Linked DNA regions of Homo sapiens: region 1 is linked to region 2. A link is a loop called in an ENCODE intact Hi-C map of the cell type or tissue named here. Cell type or tissue: PC-3. All regions are shown on one strand. Each heading gives the region's core, and the rest is flanking DNA. Links, peaks and the distances in the headings are about the cores only. Region 1 overlaps ATP8B1 (ATPase phospholipid transporting 8B1). Region 2 overlaps ATP8B1 (ATPase phospholipid transporting 8B1).

Region 1 (11,788 bases), core at 6,550-11,549, 92 kb before region 2:
AAGTATATTTAAAATAGCACTCTATTTGAATCTAGTATTAGCCTTAATATTATCTCTAAATTTACATAAAATTAAATTTCTAAATGTTTCAGAAAATTAGAACTGAAATCAACTTTTAAAACAATTGGCTGGGTGTGGTGGCTCACACCTGTAATCCCAGCACTTTGGGAGGCTGAGATGGGCTGATCACCTGAGGTCAGGAGTTCAAGACCAGCTTGGCTAGCATGGTGAAACTCCATCTCTATTAAAAATACAAAATTAGCTGGGAATGGTGGTTCATACCTGTAGTCCCAGCTACTCGGGAGGCTGAGGCAGAAGAATCACTTGAACCCGGAAGGTGGAGGTTTCAGTGAGCCAAGATCGTGCCACTGCACTCCAGCCTGGGCGACAGAGTGAGACTCTGTCTCAAAAAAACAAAAACAAAACCAAAAACACAATTGTAGGCCGGGTGTGGTGGCTCACGCCTGTAACCCCAGCACTTTGGGAGGCTGAGGCAGATGGATCACTTGAGGTCAGGGGTTCGATACCAGTCTGGTCAACATGGTGAAACCCCATCTCTACAAAAAAGCAACAACAACAACAACAAAAATTAGCCAGGCATGGTGGTGTGTGCCTGTAATCCCAGCTACCCAGGAAGCTGAGGGAGGAGAATCATGTGAACCTGGGAGGCGGAGGGGTTGCAGTGAGCTGAGATCGCACCACTGCACTCCAGCCTGGTGACAGAGTGAGACACTGTCTCAAAAACAAAAACAACAAAGAAAACAAACAATTGTAGTGAAATACACATAATAAAATTTACCATATTAACCGATTTTTTGTTTGATTTTTTTGAGTCAGGGTTTCACTCTGTCACCCAGGCTGGAGTGCAGTGGTGCAAACCCAGCCCACAACAGCCTCGACGTACCCAGGCTCAGGTGATCCTACCTCAGCCTCTCAAGTAACTGGAACTACAGGCACACACAATTTTGCTCACTGCAACCTCCACCTCCCGGGTTCAAGCGATTCTCCTGCCTCAGCCTCCTGAATAGCTGGGACTAGAGGCATCCACCACCACGCCCAGGTAATTTTTGTACTTTTAGTAGAGATGGGGTTTCATCATATTGGCCAGGCTGGTCTCGAACTCCTGAGCTTGTGATCCACCCACGTAGGCCTCCCAGAGTGCTGGGATTACAGGCATGAGCCACTGTGCCCGGCCAGAGATGGGGTTTTGTCATGTTGCCCAGGCTGGTCTCAAAGTCCTGGGCTCAAGGGATGTGCCTGACTCAGCCTCCCAAGGTGCTGGGATTGCAGGCGTGAGCCACTGCACACCAGTCAACCAATTTTTGTTGTTGCTATTTTGAGACAGGGTCTTGCTCTGTTAGCCATGCTGGAGTGCTGTGGTGTGATCTTGGCTCACTGTAGCCTTCAACTCCCAGGCTTAAGGGATCTTCCTGCCTCAGTCTCCCAAGTAGCTGGAACTATAGGCATGCAGCACCATACTCTGCTAATTTTTAAAAATTTTTGCTTTGTTACCCAAGCTGGTCTAGAATTCTGGGCCTCAAGCAATCCTCCCACCTTGACCTCCCAAAGTGTTGTTATTATAGGCATGAGACACTGCACCCAGCCCATTTTAACCACTTTTAAGCATACAGTTCAGTGGCATCAAGTATATTCACACTGTTGTGCAGCTGTTTCATCTTGCAAAATTGAAACTCTGTACCCATTAAACAGTAACTCCCAATTCCCCTGACTCCAGCCCCTGGTAACCATCATTCTGCTTTGTCTCTATAAATCTGATTATTCTAAGTACTTCATATAAGTAGAATTATACAACATTTGTCCTTTTGTGACTGGCTTACTTCACTTAGCATAATGTCCTTAACCCATTTATGCCTAGTGTTCCATTATTGGAACGCTAAGCATGTGGGAGTTATTTATATCCTACTGCTCAAGGTCATCACCAAGTTCTGATTGCAAAAATTCAAAAAATTGCAACCTCTGGCATAAACGAGTTCAGGTTCATCTGTGTTGTAGCATGTGTCAAATTTTCCTTCCTTTCTTAGACTGAATAATATTTCATTGTGCGTATCCACATTTTATTTATCCATTCATCCATTGATGAACGCTTGGGTTGCTTCTATCTTTTGGCTATTGTGAATAATGCTGCTATGAACATAGGTGTACAAATATCTCTTTGAGCCCCTGTTTCAGTTCTTTTGAGTATATAACCTGAAGTGGAATTGCTAGATCATATAGTAATGAGACTTCTAATTTTTTTTTTTTTTTTTTTTTTTTTTAGACAGAGTCTTGCTCTCTCACCAGGCTGGAGTGCAGTGGTGTGATCTCAGCTCACTGCAACCTCTGCCTCCCGGGTTCAAGCAATTCTCCTGCCTCAGTCTCCCGAGTAGCTGGGATTATAGCTGTGCGCCACCACCACACCTGGTTAATTTTTGTATTATTAGTAGAGACGGGGTTTTGCCATGTTGGCAAGGCTGGTCTCAAATCCCTGACCTCTTGGGATCTGCCCACTTCACCCTCCCAAAGTGCTGGGATTACAGGCCTGAGCCACCACGCCTGGCTGTGAGCCCACTTCTGGCCACTGTCCTCTCCCACGCATGTGTCCCCAGTGCTGTCCATGGTGCTCCTCTGGTGCTTAGCTGGAGAATGGCCCTAGCAGCAGGACTCTGCATCGAGAGGGCACCAGCAATGCCAGGAGACAGGCTATAGTCCAAGTAATGACCTGCACACGGCAGGCAGCCCCACTCACCCAGAAAATGAGTGACGGCTTCCACTTACCATATATCTGCCCGTTGATACAGCACTTTTTAAAGGTCATGATATTTTGTGTGAGTGTCCCCGTCTTATCAGAGAAGATATAATGGATCTGCCCGAGCTGTTCATTGAGTGTGGTGGTTCTAGCTTTTGCGGGTGTGTCCTTCTCAGCATAGTACATTTGCAGGTCCCAGTTGATGAAGTGACTCTGTCCAAGACGAATCACTTCCACGCTAGGAAGACAGAAGATTATTTTCCGTAGAGAGCTCGGATACGAGTGGCAAGTAGTAGAGATTTTATTCTCATTGTACAGACGAGAGCAAGCTGCTTATTTACTGCTATGGTCTGAATGTTAGAATCCCCCTCCAAATTCATATGTTGAAACCCAATCCCCAATTCAACAGTATTGAGGTGGGGCCTTTAGAAGGTCATTAGGTCATGAGGGCTCCACCCTTATGAATGGGATTAGTGCCCTTATTAAAGTGGCTCAAAGGAGCTTGCTTGCCCCTTCTGCCATGCGAGGACATAGCTAGAAGGCACCGGCTGTGCCTATAAAGCAGAAAGTGAGCCTTTGCCAGACCCTGAATCTGCCGATGCTTTGATTTGAGACTTCCCAGCCTCCAGAACTCTGAGCAATAAATTTCGAAGGTCTTTTGTTATATCAGCCCAAACTAAGCCCTCTACAAGGAGACAAGCCCATGCACTCAGCCTCTGGTTTCTCCTAACCACATGCATCATTCTCAGGCTTCAGGGTCAAGCTGATTTTAGACAAGTAATTTCCACTCAAAATTGCTCAGTGAGATTTCCCACTCACTCCTGGGCACATTTAGCCAAGGCACCCATGTTCAGAATACACAGCCCAGCAGAATGGAAGACACAGCAACACTGCAGACAGAGCAGTGGACACAGCAAGCTTGACTCTTCCCCCATTCCCCATAGCACCCAGGGGCACTGGAATGGCCATGTTCACCTTTGCCCTAAGTGGTAGGGCAGAGGGAGTGAGAGTACCCTAGGGTACAGACTCCACTGTGCTCTCAAACAGGGCAAAAGGCTTTTGGCAAATACCCCAAATCATGATCCCTAAATTATGATAAGGTTATAGAATATCCAAAATAAGATATTATAAAAGGATCATCTGAATTTTAAAACTATAAGGGACATTACCTATCTCAGTTATAAGGAAGCTGTTTACATAGCCAGCAATTGTTAGGTGGGCCAAGGAAGTCCTTAACAAGTTAAACAGATGGAAAAATGATGCTCTCCCCACTTCTCTCCCTTCCGTAAGTATTTCCTAAGTGCCTACTATGTACCAGATACCATTCTAGGTGCAGGGGACATGTCTGTAAACAAAACAAAGTCCTTTCTCTTAAGGAGGTTACTTTCTAGTAGAGACAGACAAATAAATTAATAAAGAGAGGCTCTATCAGAGGTGAAAGTTCTCTGCAGAAAATCAAAGCAGGGGGCCAGGTGTGGTGGCTCACGCCTGTAATTCCAACACTTTGGGAGGCCGAGGTGGGCGGATCATGAGGTCAGGAGTTCAAGACCAGCCTGACCAACATGGTGAAACCCCGTCTCTACTAAAAATACAAAAATTAGCCAGGCATAGTGGCATGTACTTGTAATTCCAGCCACTAAGGAGGCTGAGGCAGGGGACTCACTTGAACCCAGCAGGTGGAGGTTGCAGTGAGCTGAGATCGCGCGACTGCACTCCAGCCTGGGAAACAGAGCAAGACTCTGTCTCAAAACAAAACAAACAAACAACAAACAAACAAACAAAAATCAAAGCAAAGCAAGGTAAGGAGATATGAAGATCTCCAGGAAGGAGAAGTGGTCAGAAACAGAATGAGTCAGGAAAGGTCAGGGTAATAAGGTGTTGTCTGAGTAAAGGCCTTTGTAGTGAAAGGGGAGCAGATAGATACCTATGTAAGGAATGCCCCTGGCAGAGAAAAGAGCAGGGACAAAGGCCCTGTGCAGGAAGAATATCAAGGGGCCAGAGTGGCAGAAGCCCAGGGAGGTGGGCTGAGGTGCAGAAGGTACGGGCGGAGTGGAAGGCTGAGCACCAGATCACACTTGGGGCCCTGGGGTTGGGTTTATTCTGAATGAGGTTTGAAGTCAAAGCAGAGATACTATCTGGAAGAACTTGCTCCAGCATGTTTTCAAAGGACCTTTATCTCCAAGAAAAAAGAAATCGTATTTGTCACATGACATACCTTTATATAAAATTATGTATACAGTTTCTTTTATAATACACATTGATGGTTTTAGGCAAAATTATCTATGTAATAGTTCCCTTGACAAAGGTAACACTCAACTCGGTTTTTCTCAAAGTAGCTGTGGAACAGATGGCTGCCCCAGGGCTTTCCTTCATGTTAAAAGAACAACAGTAACTACATGTAATCAAATTAAAAATAAAGCAAATGCACATATAATGACACTAAAATAAAATAAATGCCTCTAATTATAGGTGTGTATGTGATTCCTATGTCTCTGGGCTATTCTTTATCAGAACTAAGAATGAACTCTGGCTGCTGGGTTTATTCCAAAGCACTATCCCTCCCAAAAAGGTCTCAAAGTCAGTTTGGCCAAGGGCAGTGAACTTTCATATTAAAAAGAGAAAAAGGCCGGGTGTGGTGGCTCATGCCTGTAATCCCAGCACTTTGGGAGGTGAGGTGGGCAGATCACCTGAGGTCAGGAGTTGAAGACCAGCCTGGCCAACTTGGTGAAACCTGTCTCTACTAAAAATACAAAAAAGTAGCCAGACATGGTGATGGGCACCCGTGATCCCAGCTACTCAGGAGGCTGAGGCAGGAGAACTGCTTGGATCCAGGAGGCAGAGGTTGCAGTGAGCCTAGATCATGCCATTGCATTCCTGCCTGGGCAACAAGAGTGAAACTCCATCTCAAAAAAAAAAAAAAAAAAAGTAAAAGTAAAAAATGAAGAAGTATCACCAAATCAGCTGCTTACCACTTATCGGAGATATGCCCCTGACTTTGTTGTTGTGGTTGAGATTTGAGATGAAAAAGAGAACATTTTGAGAGGTTGATGAAGGACAGGGAGTTTCTTTCCTACTAGGAGGTAGTGGCCGGAAAGCACAAGTTCTCCACCTTGGGTGTGGCAGATGATAATAAAGGCTCAGATAAGAGGTGAGGACCACTTCCAAAAGGGAAAACTAAGTTTTTCCATCACCTGCTAAATCTTCCCCTCCTCCCAGTCCCTTTCTGAAGTCTGGGCTTTGGAACCCGGTGAGAAGGGAACCTTACTAATAAGACAATGACTACAGGAGTAGCAATCGATCTTTGAAATTCCCTACCCTTATCTGCAAACAGGATGAGATAAAAGGTGCCTGGCACAGAGTGGATACTCAAATGTTAATTTCCTTTTCCTCTCTTACCCTCAATTCTGAAATGAACGTGATTTTCTTACCTGTTCTTTGTGACCTTTGAAACAGTGATCACTAGAAATGAAGGCACTATGTTGGGAGAAGGTACAACATTCTTCCATTAAAGCAAAATGCCAGAGAGGACAGCCTTACCTGACATAGAGAGAGATGGGTACCATGGTGTTGAGAACAATGATATAGCCCCAGAAAATGAGGAATCCACGGTAGGAGGGTGTATCGTCTTCTCCATCATAGAGGTACCAAGAGGAATTGCCCACCTGTGCTTCCCAATAAGCATGGCCGATGGCAAGACCAGCAGAAAGCAGAATAAGAACAACAAAGATCTAGAAGACAGAAAACATTTAAATGCATTCTGAAGATGGATTTCCAACCTCTTGCATTTCCTAGATGCTAATTAACCTTACTCAATACTTCATATGATTGAGAATTTAGTAGTCTGAAAAATAATATATGTCAAATAAAAACAGCACTATCATAACGCTTTGAAAGTCTATTTGATTGCTGCAATTGACTGATGTATCCTACATCTCCCATAGAAGGTAAGGTTTTGTTCCCAAAATTATCTCTCCAAAGAGAAGGTGGTGTCTTATATTCAAATCCTTGAAGAATCTTATATTACAGGGCATTCTCTCAATTACGTTTACTTTGAACAATAACATACTGTTTGGGGAAGATATCTTACTTAGCATGAAACAACTTCCAACAAGGCTGAACTGGAAAACTGGAATGCTTATAGAAGATATTCAACAGATTTTTTTTTTTTTTTTTTTTTTTTTTTTTAGACAGCGTCTCACTGTATCACCCAGGCTGGAGTGCAGTGGTGCCATTGTGGCTCACTACAACCTCCACCTCCCTGGTTCAAACAATTCTTATGCTTCAGCCTCCTGAGTAGCTGGGATTACAGGCACGCGCCACCAAGGCCGGCTAATTTTTGTCTTTTTAGTAGAGACGAGTTTCACCATGTTGGCCAGGCTGGTCTCGAACTCTTGTCCTCAAGTGATCTGCATGCCTCAGTCTCCCAAACTGCTGGGATTACAGGTGGCCCTCACCCAGCCAGAATTTTTTTTTCAGGGCAAGAAAATTTCACCTATATTTGGGCGATTATTCCTTAAGGTGTAATGTCATAAGTATTGCATGACATTGTAAAATAAGATCACTTAAGAAGCAATATGATAAGTATTATGTTGTAGAAGTTATGAGCATATATTTATGGAAGGAATAAAAAGTCAACCATCCTAGTGGTACTTGGAGATTCGCAAGTGGGAATAAAATTTCCAGAGACAAATTTAAATTTCTGGACATGGAGTCCAAAAGTGCTATATCTCACAACTTTGTCGTGGAAAGAGCAGAGTGCCAAACAGGCTCTTTGAGAGTGGATAACCACAACCATGACACCAAAGATGAATGTGAAAAGTTCAAATACAATTTTCATGAAATGAGAAAGCAGGGGAAAATGTTTCTTAAATTATTATTTTTATGTGATTTTAAACATGTATATGCAATCAAAGAATAAGTTTTAGAAGTATGCATTCAAATTGAATTAAATACTTGAAAAAATTTTTCATTGGGAAATAGAAGGAGTGCTTAATATTTGGGGTCACCACGTGGGCAGAAAAGAGCAAACATAGCAGGTCTGAGACTGCTTCCTCCGAAGGCCGGCTTGCAAGGTTCGCCCTGGGCTGGTATCTGGTAACTTAGATGTTTGGAGGATTTCCCAGTTATTTTTTATTCTCTGATAAGAATAGCTCATGGGCCGGGTGCAGTGGCTCATGCTTGTAATCCAAGCACTTTGGGAGGCCGAGGCAGGCAGATCACTTGAGGTCAGGGGTTCGAGACCAGCCTGGCCAACATGGTGAAACCCCGTCTCTACTAAAAATACAAAAATTAGCCAGGTGTGGTGGCAGGTGCCTGTAATCCCAGCTACTTGGGAGGCTGAGGCAGGAGAATCACTTGAACCTGGGAGACGGAGATTGCAGTGAGCCAAGATCATGCCATTGTACTCCAGCCTGGGCAACAAGAGTGAAACTCAATCTCAAAAAAAAACAAATAATAATAATAATAAAAAAACTCATGATGCCTAACTGTGCAAACAGCATGGTTTATGCTGACCATCTGCATTCTTTTGGGGAGTCTAGAGTTTTTTTGTTAAAAACCTTTGACACTGAGTCTCTCATGAGCTTCCCTGGTATAGACAACATTTCACATGTGGTGTCATTAATTGCTGCTGGGAGAATTAAGTGCCTATTGTGTGTGTGGTTTGGTGGGGAGTGGGGGCAGGACGGCCGACTTTTGGAAGCTTGTGCCTGGTTTCCTTTGCACTTTGCTCCATGAGTCTTTGGTGATCTTGCTCTGTGTCCTTTTGTTGTAATGACTCACAGCTGTGAATACGACTATGTGCTGAGGCCTATGAGTCCTTCCAGTGAATCATCAAACCTGGGAGTGGTCTTGAGTGTCCTCGACATACTTTATTTTTAGCCTTGCCTTGTATTTGGAGCTATACAGTATATGTTGGGGGTGCTGGGGGAGGCTTGCTTCTAAGAGAACTGCCTCTATGGGAAAGTAACAGCAATGAAATCAACCCTACATTGACTTCAGGAGTCCAGCTTCACTAATTTATCTAGGGCTTCCTGGTTTTCCAGTTCCCGTCATCAAAGCACTCAGGGCACCCTACAACCGAAATTTCCCTTCCCAAGGGAATTCTCCTGTTAAAAGTGTGGCATTTCTGAGAAAAAGTAAGGCATTTCTGGAAAAAAAAATCCCTTCTTCCTGCATTTGAAGCTTGGAGTGCCCAATAATTTTTCTATTCCACCTAAAGAGGTAAGATTTTGTATTAGAAAAACATACGATAATATTAGTGCAAAAGACAGCAATCTAGATGAGAGATCTACTGAGATGAAAAATAAATACCGTGTAAACCATGTAGTTCATCAAGTAATCAATTTTAGTTCTTTTAAATCTGGTTTTCCCACTATTCTTCATTATTTTAGTGTCAGCACCTGAAAATGGAAAATTCAATGTAGTCATCAGTTGGGAAAAATCAATTCACTAGCTCACCAATAAAATTACTCTTCTTGGCCAGGCATGGTGGCTTACGCCTGTAATCCCAGCAGTTTTGGAGGCTGAGTTGGGCGGATCACCTGAGGTCAGGGGTTCGAGGCCAGCCTGGCCAACATGGCAAAACCCTGTCTCTACTAAAAATACAAAAATTATCTGGGCATGGTGGCACATGCCTATAATCCCAACTACTCTGGAGCCTGAGACAGGAGAATCACTTGAACCCAGGAGACAGAGGTTGCAGTGAGCTGAGATTATGCCACTGCACTCCAGCCTGGGCTACAGAGTGAGACTCTGTCTCAAAAAAAAAAAAAAAAAAAAAAAAAAGCTCATGATGCTATTACTCTTCTTTTGGTTTTGATGGACAAAGGACAGAAAAGCAATCCCCTCTAAGTCTTTAAAGATCATAGCTGATTAATTTCCCAAGAAACTCTGAACGTACCTGCAAAAATGACTAAGCCGTGGCAGAAATCGGTGTTCCTAATTACACAGCCACGTAACAAAATTTTATCAGCATCCAAAGGAAAACTTGTGTTTCTCCAAAATAGTGTTCCTGTAAACTTATCTAGTCTGTTATTGGGTTCTTCACATTCAATAAAACCTTTTAAAAATATAAGATTCACATAATTAATCACATACAAAAGTCTTTCTGGTTTTAATCAATAGGAATTGAACCAAGCAACTAAAATTTAAAGCAAAGTAAGACATGTTTGGTACAAACCATCAAATGTAGCCAATGTATCTTCTCTTTGGAGGTACTGGTCTGTGATTTCAAGTGACATCTTAAATTTTAAATTGGTTTCTCTAAAGGAATGGGGAAAAAATGAATTAAATGAACAAATTTTTGAGTTCAAAGTGGAAGTTAATCATCCAAAGTTACATTAGCCATACCTGGACATGAAGCCTAAATAATTAGCTGTTTCTATTTTCAAACTCTGTTCACCTTGGAACTTCAGGTTTGGAAAAGGTTATCCCCTGAAGTCGAGAAAATTTCTGACCTTGGGAAATGTTGGTTCCCTTCACTGTTTGTTGTTGTGAAGGTTAGGACAGAGGTACCCACAAACATCCTTCTCATTAACTTTAACTTTACCATCAGCTAGGACTACCAAAGTGCTGTTTGAAAATGTAGTGTCTAATATTTAATCACATTAAAATGATTCTATAACACATATTTGTTACAGAAATTCTGTTTCGCCTCTGTCAAATTCTTTTCCAGAGTGAATAACTGGATCACATGTTTTTGAAAGACAATTTTATTTGGAAAAGGAAGTCTTAGCTTTACTCCCAACTGCCCCACCATAGTGCAAGGTAAGGTCGTGGGTGGGCACAAGGGCAGGCCGGGGCAGGTGCTCTCAAGGGTGAGGCTGCCGTCTCACGACTGAAGGCTTTATATAGGATTCACGAATACTCAGGAATTTTCCCTAGGGAAGTTCATTCTCAACCTCACCATTCTGTTCTGGCAGGGCATGTTAGGATCTTATGTCTTTGTAAAGCTTTAGAATCTCTCATGGAAATAATAGCAGTTTTATAGTTGAGAATAAACAGTCGGGCGCCGCGGCTCACGCATGTAATGGCAGCACTTTGGGAGGCAGAGGCAGGCAGATCACTTGAGGTCAGGAGTTTGAGACCAACCTGACAACAGAAAGCTCTATCAGGCAACTGCCCATAATCCAATTTGGGTATAGCCTCGGGGCCTTAAAGAGAATGCAGTGTCTTTGTCAGTTAAGCCTTTACAATTAAGAAGTGGTTAATTGGTTTTTAACCAATTAGCCTGTACAATTAAGAAGTGGTTAATTGGCTTTAAGTATTTTTTTCCGCCAAAAAAAAAAAAAAAGTGTGATAGATTTCCAACAGTCAATTGCCTGATCTATGAAGCAATGACAGCCCTAGTTTTCAGTCTCATGATTTCCGCTCTCTGTAAAGCAGTGTATGCACATCTGGAGCGTGAGGCGCGAGGAGCAGAGGGAGCAATGTCCCGACTCTACCACTTACTGTGTGACCTTGGGCGGGCTGCTGCACCTCCCTGGGCCTCCGATTCCTCATGGGTAATACAGACGAATAATATTCGTCTCACATGGTCGTTTAGAGGATTAAATGAGCTAATATGTAAAGTGCCGGCAACCTCGTGAGCACTCAATAAATGCCTTGAAAACTGGTCAGAAAACTGGTCAAAAACAGAACTTCATTCTCTTTTAAATGATAGCATAGTAACCAAAACCAACACAAGGAGAATTCAAAATTGCCTCCTGGGGCCAGCTGCTGTGGCTCACCCCTGTAATCCCAGCAATTTGGCAGGCCAAGGTGGGCAGATCACTTGAGATCAGGAGTTCGAGACCAGCCTGGCTAACATGGTGAAACCCCATCTCTACTAAAAATGCAAAAATTAGCTGGGTGTGGGGGCTGGAGCCTGTAATCTCAGTTACTCAAGAGGCTGAGGCAGGAGAATTGTTTGAACCCAGGGGGTGTGGAGGTTGCAGTGAGCTGAGATAGCACCACTACACTCCAGCCTGGGCGACAGAGTGAGACTCTGTCTCAAAAATAAATAAATAAATTGCCTATTGGTAAAGACTTTAAAAATCTGTT
Region 2 (11,880 bases), core at 2,502-7,501:
TGAGGCTGGAGGATGGCCTGAGTCCAGAAGTTTAAAGCTGCAGTGAGCTGTGTATGATCAGGCCACTGCACTCCAACCTGGGCAACAGAGCGAGAACCCATCTCTAAAAACCAGTAATAATAATATTTAAAATACAGTAAATGCCAGGAGAAGACAATATGCTCAGGTTGCAGTGGGAGCTTGGCAAAACCATACCTAACCCAGCCTGGGAAGCACATGGGAGGCCTCTGCCATAGGGCAGAAAGCTGCTGCAGTGAAATCCATTTAATTGGAGAATGGAGCAGAAAGGGCAGAAGATGCAAAGAAGCCCTGCTGTCTATAGAATTTGCGAAAATAAGATGAAGCAATAGTTTGCCAGCAGCAAATAACTACACAGATATGAGCTATGAAATTAAGTAAGACTCATCAAGGCCACCCACAGCTGCTGCGTTGCAGACGCCAATCCAGCATCCTTACGTTACACCATTCATTTATTTCAATCATTTTCCCCATAGGTTTATATCTAGACATTTCCATAAACCCAAGTAAATTTTTTATTATGCGTGTAGGCATCCTATAAAGAGTAGACTCTTACATTGTCTACTTTCCAAGCCATTCTCTGTCTTGACTACGCATGAGAGAATCAGCCAGGTTTATCCCAGACTGGCTAATAAGACTCTGGCAAGGAGAACTCAGGCATCAATGTTTTTGATGCTTCCCAGGTGAACTTGAGAATCTCATTTATCAAAAAGTCAAGAATGAATGGTGCGCACACACACAGACAAAAAATTCTTCAGTCACCTCTGGTTTATGCATTTTTAGAAAGGCTCCAGATAATATGAAATCTATTTGTTTGAGCCTTGACTATAATATGATTCTTTTAGGAAAACAGATTTACTGTCTAAATGATACCTGGCTCAGATTAATTCTAGTTTGTCTCTTTTTTTTTTTTTTTTTTTTTTTTTTTGAGACAGAGTCTCACTCTTGTTGCCTAGGCTAAAGTGCAATGGTGCAATCCTGGCTCACTGCAAACTCGCCTCCTGGGTTCAAGCAATTCTCGTGGCTCAACCTCCCGAGTAGCTGGGATTACAGGCACCCACCACCATGCCCAGCTAATTTTTTTATTTTTAGTAGCGACAGGGTTTCACCATGTTGGTCTGGCTGGTCTCAAACTCCTGAGCTCAAGTGATCTGCCTGCCTCAGCCTCCCAAAGTGCTGGGATTACAGGCGTGAGCCACGGTGCCCGGCCTAGTTTGTCTTTTCTAAAGATGCACTGGCTGAAGGGAGGCGGGGACGTTCCTAGAAGTATGATGGGTGACAGAGAACACACTATTCAGGTTAAGAATGCTCTACAGAGAGACTATAAAGTAGAAACTGTAAAGATTACAGGGGAAAGAGGGCATCTGATGGAACGCAGGCATGGATAAGATAATATTTATATATCTTTATGTTTAACAAAAGTTCTAACATGCTTACTGTGGTCCTTTGAAACTGATGACAGGCACACAACAGGGTGGACACATATGGTTTAACAAACAAGTCTTTTTTATGTATTTATTTCCTTTAATAATATAGAAAGACTGTGGGGAATAAGAACTTTAAAAATATCGAATATGCCTGGTAGATGCTGCCTTAAGTGAAGCAAGACTCCTGATATTCACAAGAAGAGACAATATAAAAGGAAATTGAAGACCGGGCATAGTGGCTCATACCTGCAATCCCAGCAATTTGGGAGGCCAAGGCAGGTGGATCACTTGAGGTCAGGAGTTCAAAACCAGCCTGGCCAACATAGTGAAACCCTATCTCCACTAAAAATACAAAAATTAGCCAGGCATGGTGGCACGCGCTTGTAATCCCAGCTACTCAGGTGGCTGAGGCAGGAAAATTGCTTGAACTGGGAGGCAGAGGTTGCAGTGAGCTGAGATCGCGCCACTGAACTCCAGCCTGGGTGGCAGAGTGAGACCCCGTCTTAAAAAAAAAATAAAAATAATAAAGGAAATTAAGCATTGAAGAAAACACAGAAGCCGTCTCCTCTACCATACATCGAAGGGCGCATGGTGACAGAGCTGTTGTCATTTCAACAGTATTTCTGGGCTTCCCCTGTTCTCTACATCCTTGCTACTTGAAAAAGAAAGAGTGAGCAGAGGACATAACTCAGGAGGGACTCCTACTTTAATTTTTACTGGGGTGGGCAGAGACTACGCTGAAGAAATGACATTTGGGCCAAAAGGCAAAAGATAAGGAGCCTTTCAGAGGAAGAGCTTTTCAAGCGAGAAAGCAGCAAATCTGAAGTTCCTGGGACAGGAAGGGACTCGTCATGCTTCAGAAACTGAAGGAGAAAAAGAATGGAATTTGCAGGGGGAAGCCGGGGTCAGGGCGGGCTGGGCATAGAGAGCTGTGGAGAGAAGGTAGCTGTTGTTAAAACCACAGCATGAGCTACTGCAAGGGTTGGCAGGATCTGAGTGGGTGCTCTGGTTTGGAAGGGGCAGGGTAGAAGTGTAGCCCTCATGTAAGAAGGCTACTGGAATGGTCCAGGAGAGGGAGGATGACAGCTTGAACCTCGCGGATGGCAGCGGAGATAGAGGTTATCAGGTGGAGTCAAGGTCTTCCAGAGGTAGAAGCAACAGGCCTTGGAGACGGATTGGAAATGAAAGCAGGGTGCAGTCTGGAAGAGAAAGGGGTCAGAGATCAAGTCCAGGCTTAAGCCAGAAGGCTTAAGCACCAGCTAGAGGGGTATCATCTTCTCAACTGATGTCAGAGTTCAATGCTCGAGGTGCTGTGTTTAGGGGCATGCAGGAGAGTATTATGAAACGTGCAGGAGAGTATTATGAAACGTGCCTATGACTAAGTCCTGCGAAACCGTAGCATTTTAAGAGGACTCCTACCCGTGGTTTAGGGTAGAATTCCTCAGCCTCAACCCTAGTGACGTTTTGGGTAAGATACTTCTTTGTTGTAGAGGCTGAGCTGCATATTGTAGGATATTTAGAAGTATCCCTGGCCTTGACCACTGGACGCTTGTAGCATCCTGAATTGTGACAACTTAAAATGTTCCCCAGGGAGCAAAAGTCACATCTGGTTGACTAAGTTAAGTATACTTTTACAAAGTCTTTAATAAACTGGTGCCGGTCTTCTGTCTCAAAAAGTTCACGGGCAGGCCAGAGTAAGAGCTTCACAAATCATTTCAATTTTCTCATGTTCCGGCTTTGTTGACAAGCACCTAAAATTGACTTTAAAAAACCAGACCTAGTATTAAGGTGGATGCTGCCTCATCGAATTAGAAAACAATTGGAGTTATACTAACCCCAAAATACACAAGATCTTGAAAAATCTTTATCCTTTGTCTTTTGACAACAACATAAACCCAAAATAGAGCAGTGAGTGGATATAGGTGTTAGCTGGATTTTCCCCTGTATGTAAATATTTCATAGCTCAGAGTTATGGGATGGTGTTTATTTCAAATAACATTTGTAAAAATATCTCTAACCCAAACCAAAATGCCATAAGAGTCCTTTTTTTCCTAAGTAGATGCTTAAAACAAATTCCCGATATTTTTGTTGCATTTCCAAAGTATGGCAGTAAGTATCAAAAGTTAGTGCAAAAATCTTTAAATATCTATTTTTGTTGTTGTTGTTGTTTTGTCTCGTTCTGTTTTGTTTTTTTGAGACGGAGTCTCGCTCTGTTGCCCAGGCTGGAGTGCAGTGGTGCAATCTCAGCTCTCTGCAAGCTCCACCTCCAGGGTTCAAGTGACTCTCCTGCCTCAGCCTCCTGAGTAGCTGGGATTACAGGCGCGTGCCACCATGCCCAGCTAATTTTTGTATTTTTAGTAGAGATGGGGTTTCACCATGTTGGCCAGTCTGGTCTCAAACTCCTCACCTCAAGTGATCCACATGCCTCAGCCTCCCAAAGTGTTGGGATTACAGGCATGAGCCACCGTACCTGGCCGTAAGTATCTATTTGTGTTTGTGACTATTATACTAAGTTATGAAGTCCAAGAAAGAACTTGGTTATTCTCCTCTGGCAGCTTAGTGAAGGAGTAAAAGCCATAAAATTCACTTAATTAGGCCACGGTGGATTCTTTTCATTGTAGAGTCACTATAAAAACAGCCAACAATTATTGGTTCGATGTTGTTCAATGGCCTTCTCTCTCATAAAACATGTGTCTAATAACGGCAGCTAATGCTAGTACCTATCAGTGTGGAAAGGCATGTTTCTGACTTTACTATTTAATGTGTAATTATAGAACAGGTGCTACAATTTAAGAACTGCGCTGGGGGCTGAGCTACAACATGAGTCTTGCCAAGGTGCTATTCTCACCAAGGTGGCCACTAGTGTAAACACAGACAAATAGACCAGCAATGACAATATAGCTCAGGGATGCCACACCCCTAGGCCCACATCTGTCCTGCTTCTCACCTGCTCAAGGTGACAGGACTAAGGAATCCTAACACACCTTTGCTGCCGTGGCTGGACATCACTTCAGAATCCAGCTCGTCAAAAGCCTCTCAGCCAGGGATTCTCAATCTGGAGCAGGCATCAGAATCACCTGGAAGTTTTATTAGGACACTGATTGCTGGGTCTTAACCCCAGAGCTTCTGAGTCAGTGACTCTAGAGTGCAGCCCCCAGTCATGCTGATGTTGCTGGTCCAGGGACCATACTTTGAAAACCAGTGTCTAGGCAACCACCACTGATCAAGCCACATCTGATATAAAAGCTAGCTACCATCTCCGAGATGGTACCACCTATGCTAAGATGAGAATGTACAGGGAACCACTAGAACAAAGGAAGAGTCCCTCACTTTGGTCTGGGAAAGACAAGGAATCAGGAAATCTTCCAGGAGGAGGTAGCACCTCAAGTGATCCACCCATCTCGGCCTCCCAAAGTGCTGGGATTACAGGCGTGAGCCACTGTGCCCAGCCAAGCCCCTTTATTTCAAAAACACAATGTGTTCTTCCAATGGTTCATGAAAACTAGAAACACAAAAAAATGTTAAAGGGTGTTTTTAAAAATTAAGGTTTGCTTGAAAGAGATACTCTTATCTTTTTTACGTCTAGTAAGGGGTATTGAAATACAGCAGATATGGAGAACAACATCGACTTGGAACAGAAGAATGACCCCTAACAACTTAGAGCTTAGACAAATTTGAGAGTTTACAAAGACTGCCAGACAGGATGTTATGTTAGAAATACATTTAAGCGATATTAAAATAAGTATTCAAATACAAAATTTTGAAGACAGGAAACTTCATAATATTCATGTTAAATTCTCAGGATCCTCTGGACCGGAAATCATTGTATAATGCCTAAGATATCGTGGCAAACAAAATTTTACAAGCAAATAAAATGTACTTTAGTTCTCACAACGGTCACCAATCTTTATATACCCTTAGTCCTCTGCCAAGTGCAATTAAAGCCACTTTATGCTTACTGATTTCCTTATGACACACACACAAGAACCTAAAAGACAACATAAATTCGTCTGATAAAAAGTGAGCCTAAAAGCTCCATCTAGAGCACTGCGAGAGGAGCTCCATCTAGAGCACTGCGGGAGGAGCTCCATCTAGAACACTGCGGGAGGAGCTCCATCTAGAACACTGCGGGAGGAGCTCCATCTAGAACACTGCGGGAGGAGCTCCATCTAGAACAATGCGGGTGGAGCTCCATCTAGGACACTGTGGGTGGAGCTCCATCTAGAACACTGTGGGTGGGGAGTGTTGGCTCCGCTATACCATTTCCTCTTGTAATTTTGGCTTCTTTGTCATGAGCTTCTTTTTCAAAGTTGGCTTTTAGAGCCCATTGGTTACTGATATTTACTGATTTTCAGTTTTTAAAAAGTCTATTCCTTTAAAAATGCTCTAAAGTTTGTCAAACCTCAGGGGTTAGATACCTTTTTGAATGTCAGTAGTTTTTCTGAAGGTTTAACATCTATCAAAATAGAGAAAAAACACCTTTAAAATAAATAGGCCTCATTTAAAATTTTATACATCTTCTAAAGGGACCTATATAGTATCCATTGTGTAGACATGACAGTACTGGATAAAAGTGAATATTAGTCCCAGCCACTTGGGAGGCTGAGGCGGGAGGATCCCTTGAGCCCAGGAGTTTGAGGCTGCAGTGAGCCATAATTTGACACTGCACTCCAGCCTGGGCAACAGAGCGAGATCCATCTATAAAACAAGACAAACTGAATACGGAATGAACAAAATAAAACCTATTGTCTATCCCTGCTACTGAAACACATATATTTTATTGTCATCTGGACCTACAAAGCTTGAAATGATTTACAACCTGTACATTTTAAAAATTGGAAGCTTATGACAAATGAGATCACAGAGAGGCATGGAATTACAATGAGAGGGTATCCTATAAAACATCAGGTCCATCATTTGAAGCACGAAAAAATCGGAGCTTAGAAAATTAACTGGCCGTGCATGGTGGCTCCCAGCACTTTGGGAGGCCAAGGCGGGAGGATCACATGAGGCCAGGAGTTTGAGATCAGCTTGGCCAACATGGTGAAACCCCATCTCTACTAAAAATACAAACAATTAGTCGGGCGTGGTGGTGCCCATCTGTAATCCCAGCTACTTGGGAGGCTGGGGCATGAGAATCGCTTGAACCCAGGAGGCAGAGGTCCTGGTGAGCCGTGATTGTGCCACTGCACTCCAGCCTGGGTGACAGAGTGAGACTCTTATCTCAAAAAAAAAAAAGAAAGAAAGGAAAAGAAAAGAAAATTAACTGCTCATCACTGAACTGAAAGTTAGGAAAAGAGTACCCTAACCCAGTTCCTGGCACCACCCACTCCCCCAAACCCTGCTTCCCTTGTGTTTCTCATCTGTCCCATGGGGATAATTCCTGTCTTGCCAACTCCCAAATGAGGAGATTTTAAAACTATAAAGTGCTTTAAAAATGTAAAGAATTGCTATTATTAGCTGAGGTCAGCCAGCCCATTCAGTGACTCACCAGAGCTGACATCTCCTGGGCTTGTTTCCCAAAACCAGGCTGCTGTTTATTACAAATCATAGATATTAAAGATGGAAAAAATATCACAACACAGCCCTTTTAGGAGAATAGGAAAATAAATCCTCCTTCCACTCCCACCCCCAAATAAAACAAAATGCTTGGCAGATCCAGGAGTTTCTATAAGGAGCTTGAATATACAGGAAGTCCACAAATTACAAATGATTTTGTGTTCCAAGAGTTCATTTCTGGGTGGGTTACCAGATGAAATATAGGACACAGAGTTATATCTGACATTAACATAAAGAACACATCATTTTTAGTGTAAGTCAGTCCCAAACATTGCATAGGACACACTTATACTAAAAAAAATTACTCATCATTTATCTGAGATTCAAACTGAACTGTGTCCTGTATTTTTATTTGTTAAATTTGGCAACCCTATCTCTGAGTCATTTGGATCGATTTTCCAACCTTCGGCTGTGAGGTCTCGGAAAGAACCCTCGCCTTGTGAGTCTGGAAACACGACTGCAATTTCTGGTTTTGTCAATTACTAGTTCTGAGACTTCAGGCAAGTTATAATTCCTTTGCTTGCAAAAAGAGACCAGGAAATTAATACACCACGGGACTAAGTGGGTCAATATAACATGTGGAAATACAGTACATTGAGCACAAAAGCAGCACCACTTTGTTATACTACCCTACACACATGAAAAGAGTGATTTGGTTTTTAAGTCAGGCCACACAAGCCAATTTTAAAAGTCGGTTTTCCACAAGAAATTCCCTGGCTTTAGCAAGTTCCTATACCATACAAAGCGCCCCTTTCCCACATCTGAGAACGTTTTGAGCCATGTATGGTGGTCTTGTCCACTAGGCAACCCTGTATCAGCCCTCCACCCTGTCATCTTTGTCCATAAAGCACGGCTTGTGACTTTGCACAAATGCTTTTTTTTGCTCACATGTACATACTTTGTTGCCAAAAAATAGTGGATTATTTTACATAAATTAGTGCAAACTAAAAGGCTGATACCAATGATAGGAAGCACTGGCTTCCGAAGCGTTTCCAGCATCCCCAAACAGCTCCTTAAACCCAATCCTATGTTGCAATTCCCAAAACTGTGTCTCCAACCTAGACTTCTGAATCACCAATGCTTGACCCCCGACCACACCTAGGTGTCCCAGCAACTCAAACTAAACATGATCAAAGCTACATTCATCTTCTAAAACTACTCCTTGGTCTCAGTGATGCCATCACCTTTAGTCGCTTATGTTAGAAATTTGAGAATTGTCAACAATTCTCTTCTTTTACATCTTCAAATCCAACCCATCACCAAGACCAGGATTCCCCTTGTGAAGTGCGGCTCCTACCTTCCAGTTCTCATCCCCACTCCCATCATCGGGCCCAAACCCCCATCCTCTCTCTCTCATGGACACTGCAGCAGCCTCCCAGATTTCCTCTCCTTGCTTCTGGCCTCATTCCCTGCCCCCACCCCCATCCCCCACCAACAACCAACCCATTCCCCATATCGCAGTCTCTGGATTATCAAACAAAACCAGGAATCAAATCACATCACGCCGCTGCTTAAAAATGTTAGTGACTTCCTATCAGGTTCTCTGCAGTTTGGTGCCTGCCTCCCTTATCCCATGGTAGCCCCAGCATCATGTCACACCCAGTATTCTGGCCTCTCACAATTCCTAGAGCACAGCACTAAGCTCTCACCCACCCCAGGGCCTTTGCACATGCGGTTCCCATTGACTGGACCACTCTTCCCCTGACTGGTACTTTCTTATCCTCTAGGTCTCAACTTAAGTATAACCTCCTTCAAGAGACCCCACTCCCTGGGCCATTTTTTAAATTATGGTAAAATGGACAAAGCATAAAATTTACCATTTTAACTACTTTTATTTTATTTATTTTTTTGAGACAGAGTCTTGCTCTGTTGCCTAGGCTGAAGTGCAGTGGTGCGATCTCCACTCACTGCAACCTTTGCCTCCTTGGTTCAAGCAATTCTCCTGCCTCAGTCTCCCGAGTAGCTGGGATTACAGGCACGCACCACCACACCTGGCTAATTTTTGTATTTTTTAGTAGAGATGGGGTTTCACCATGTTGGCCAGGCTGGTGTCGAGCTCCTGACCTTAGGCAATTTGTCCATCTTGGCCTCCCAAAGTGCTGGGATTACAGGCATGAGCCACCGCGTCCGGCCTTATTGCCTTCTAAGTGATATTAAGTGCATCCACATGATTCTGCAATTGCTACCACCACCCATCCCTAGAAATTTTTCATCTTCCCAAACTGAAACTCAGGGTCCATTAAAAACTAACTCTCCATTCCCCACTGGCTCCAGCCCCTGGCAACCACTGCTCAGTTTTCTGTCTCTGAACTTGACTATTCTGGGCACTTCATATAAGTGGAATCACAAAATATTTGTTTGTCCTTTTGCATCTCATTTATTTCATTTAGCATAATGTCTTCAAAGTTCATCCATGTAGCATGTATTAAAATTTCCTTCCTTTTTTCTTTTTCTTTTCTTTTCTTTTTTTTTTTTTTTTTGAGGCAGAGTTTCACTCTGCTGTCCATGGTGGAGTGCAGTGGTACAATTTTGGCTCACTGTAAACTCCGCCTCCTGAGTTCAAGCGATTCTTGTGTCATAGCCTCCCGAGTAGCTAGGATTACAGGTGCCCACCACTGCACCTTTTTGTATTTTTAGTAGAGACGGGGGTTCACCATGTTGGCCAGGCTGGTCTTGAACTTCCGGCCTCAAGTTATCCCCCAGCCTCGGCCTCCCAAAATGCTGGGATTACAGGCATAAGCCACCGTGCTCAGCGAAAATTTCCTTCCTTCGTAAGGCTGAGAAACATCCTAATCATATGGGTACACCAATTTTGTTTATTCATTCATTCGTCGGTGGATGCCTGGGTTACTCCTAGGCCATTTTAAAGTAGGTCTTCATTATTCTCTTAGAAATATCTTATTTTTCTTTAAGGCCTTTATCACAGATTATAATTCTAATATCAAGTTGTTTCATATCTCTTTTGTTCAATATTTTGTTTAGTCTCTATCTCTCATCACACTCTCAACAACCCCATAAGCTCCCTGAGGGGAAGGGCATGTCTGCTTTGCTCCTCACTGTGTTTACTGCCAGCACCTGGCAACGTAGTGGGTATTTAATAAGTAATTGTTGAATCACTGAATGAAAGAAAATCACTAGGCCACCTGAAGGCCCCTTGTCTTTAGAGTCACTGTGGACCATGTAATCAATTGTGAAGGTGAGCCAATGCATACTTACATCCACACACACATATTTGTAGCTCTCTGGGCACAAAACATTCCTTTTATAACATGTCAGTCTATTTGCAACTAGCACACATTTCCATGGCCTGTGCTTTTTTTGAAGGATGTATTACGTGCACCAGTAGCTAGTGTGTTTGGCAATATAAAGAAATTAAGTATTGACAAATAATACAATAAGGATGAAATTTTATTAATTTTTTTTTTTTACAATTAAAAAGAATTGAGACAGGGTCTTGCCACGTTGCCCAGGCTGTTCTCGAACTCCTGAGCTCAAGTAATCTGCCCACCTCAGCCTCCCAAAGCGCTGGGATTACAGGTGTGAGCCACCACACCCGACCGTAATATACATGAAAAACATCATGCTAAGTGTAAAAAGATGATCACAAAAGACCACATATCATACGATTCCATTTACATAAAATGCCCGGAATCGGCAAACCCACAGAAGCAGAGGGTAGATGAGAGGCTGCCAGGGGCTGCGGGGACAAGGCGATAAACCAGGCAGAGCTAAAAGGTACAGGATTTCTGTTAGGGGTGATGAAAAGGTTCTGACGTAGATTGTGGCAACAGTTGCACAGCTATGTAAATATACTAAGAACCATTGAATTGTATATTTTAAAAGGCTGAACTGTATGGTACATGACTTAGATCTCAATATAGTTGTTTAAAACAAAAAAATCCATGTGTATGGAGATGGGGAGTGGCTGGAAAAAGCTTAACCTCCCAATTAGGCAAAAGACAAACAGGATAGGGAGGGGGACTAGGGGCTTGTGAGTGGCAATAGCTGCAGCAGCAGCCCTGGCAGGACAGCCTGTGGGTTACAGACCGCCCTCCTGTCAATGAAGTCAAGTCCTCTGCTTCCTGAAAACCGCCTCTTTTTTCTAACAATGTTCTTTCCCCCAAACTAGGAAGACAGGCTGATGGTAAACACAAAGTTCTCTGAACCAAAGCCTTATATGTATGTTTCTGAGGAGGCTCTTTATAACCTAGTTGCAAGCAATCTGAACACAGCCCAGCGAATTTCCAGCTTTTGAAACTCAGATTTCCTTTTGCGACCCAGGTTCTGCTGAGAAAGTTATCTTTGGCTCCTCTCTCTCTCACACCCCACATCCCATCTGTTCGGAAGTCCTGTTGGCATTTCGATCTATCAAAATAAAAGTTGCACGTATGCCTGTGTCCGATCCCATTCTCTCTGTGTCCTTTCTCCTCTGTCTTTCTCAAGAATCTGACATCTCAGCCCCACAGCTACCATCCTGGCGGACACTACCACCCTGGGAAAAGCTTCCACCCTCACTTGCCTGGCTTTGCCTCCTGCTTGAACTCCCGGATTGGGAGCCTTCTGCCTGGACTGGTCTTCACACAGATCACACCACTCCAAGGAGCAATGTCCTGCACTGAGCCATCTTCCAAGAAATCAAAGCCAAAGTCTTTACATAGCCTGGCAAGCCCTGCAAGACCTGGCTCCCCTTCCTCTCTGCCCTTACCTCCTTCTTCTCCTTCCCTCCCCCACTTACTCTTTGGAGGAACAGCTAGATAAGCCAAGCACTCTTACCCTAGGGCTTCTGCAGCAAGTTATCTGTCCCCTCTGCCTGGGACACTCTTTCCCCAAAACTTCCTGTGCCACCCTCTCTCCTCCTGAGTGTTTGCTCAAATAT

The links. A loop is a pair of places that touch in the nucleus more often than their neighbours do. Peaks named below come from ENCODE experiments on the same cell type or tissue, not always from the same donor. Only the 100,000 strongest peaks of a DNase experiment are listed, where the experiment ranks them.
Region 1: a loop joins it to region 2, with 1.9 times the contacts of the local background. A loop is called at or near these places in 1 of 110 quality-filtered maps.

The regions. Positions count from the first base shown.
Region 1 is chr18:57,685,524-57,697,311 of GRCh38, forward strand. It overlaps ATP8B1 (ATPase phospholipid transporting 8B1), which reads right to left. Exons shown (of 28, transcript NM_001374385.1): 9 at 9,927-10,009; 10 at 9,648-9,806; 11 at 9,059-9,147; 12 at 6,284-6,474; 13 at 2,776-2,984. Among named protein-coding and RNA genes, the nearest start is that of ATP8B1-AS1, 61 kb to the left of the region's middle. RefSeq lists an enhancer at 8,164-9,363. In PC-3, for the core only: no CTCF peak of the experiment used is centred there; a DNase peak (open chromatin) is centred at 8,548; H3K27ac peaks cover 1,661 bases.
Region 2 is chr18:57,781,885-57,793,764 of GRCh38, forward strand. All of the region lies in intron 1 of ATP8B1 (ATPase phospholipid transporting 8B1), which reads right to left. LOC124904310 (a long non-coding RNA gene) reads left to right here. Exons shown (of 2, transcript XR_007066388.1): 2 at 1-5,336. Among named protein-coding and RNA genes, the nearest start is that of ATP8B1, 15 kb to the right of the region's middle. In PC-3, for the core only: a CTCF peak has its summit at 5,507; DNase peaks (open chromatin) are centred at 6,937 and 7,407; H3K4me3 peaks cover 1,175 bases; H3K27ac peaks cover 2,927 bases.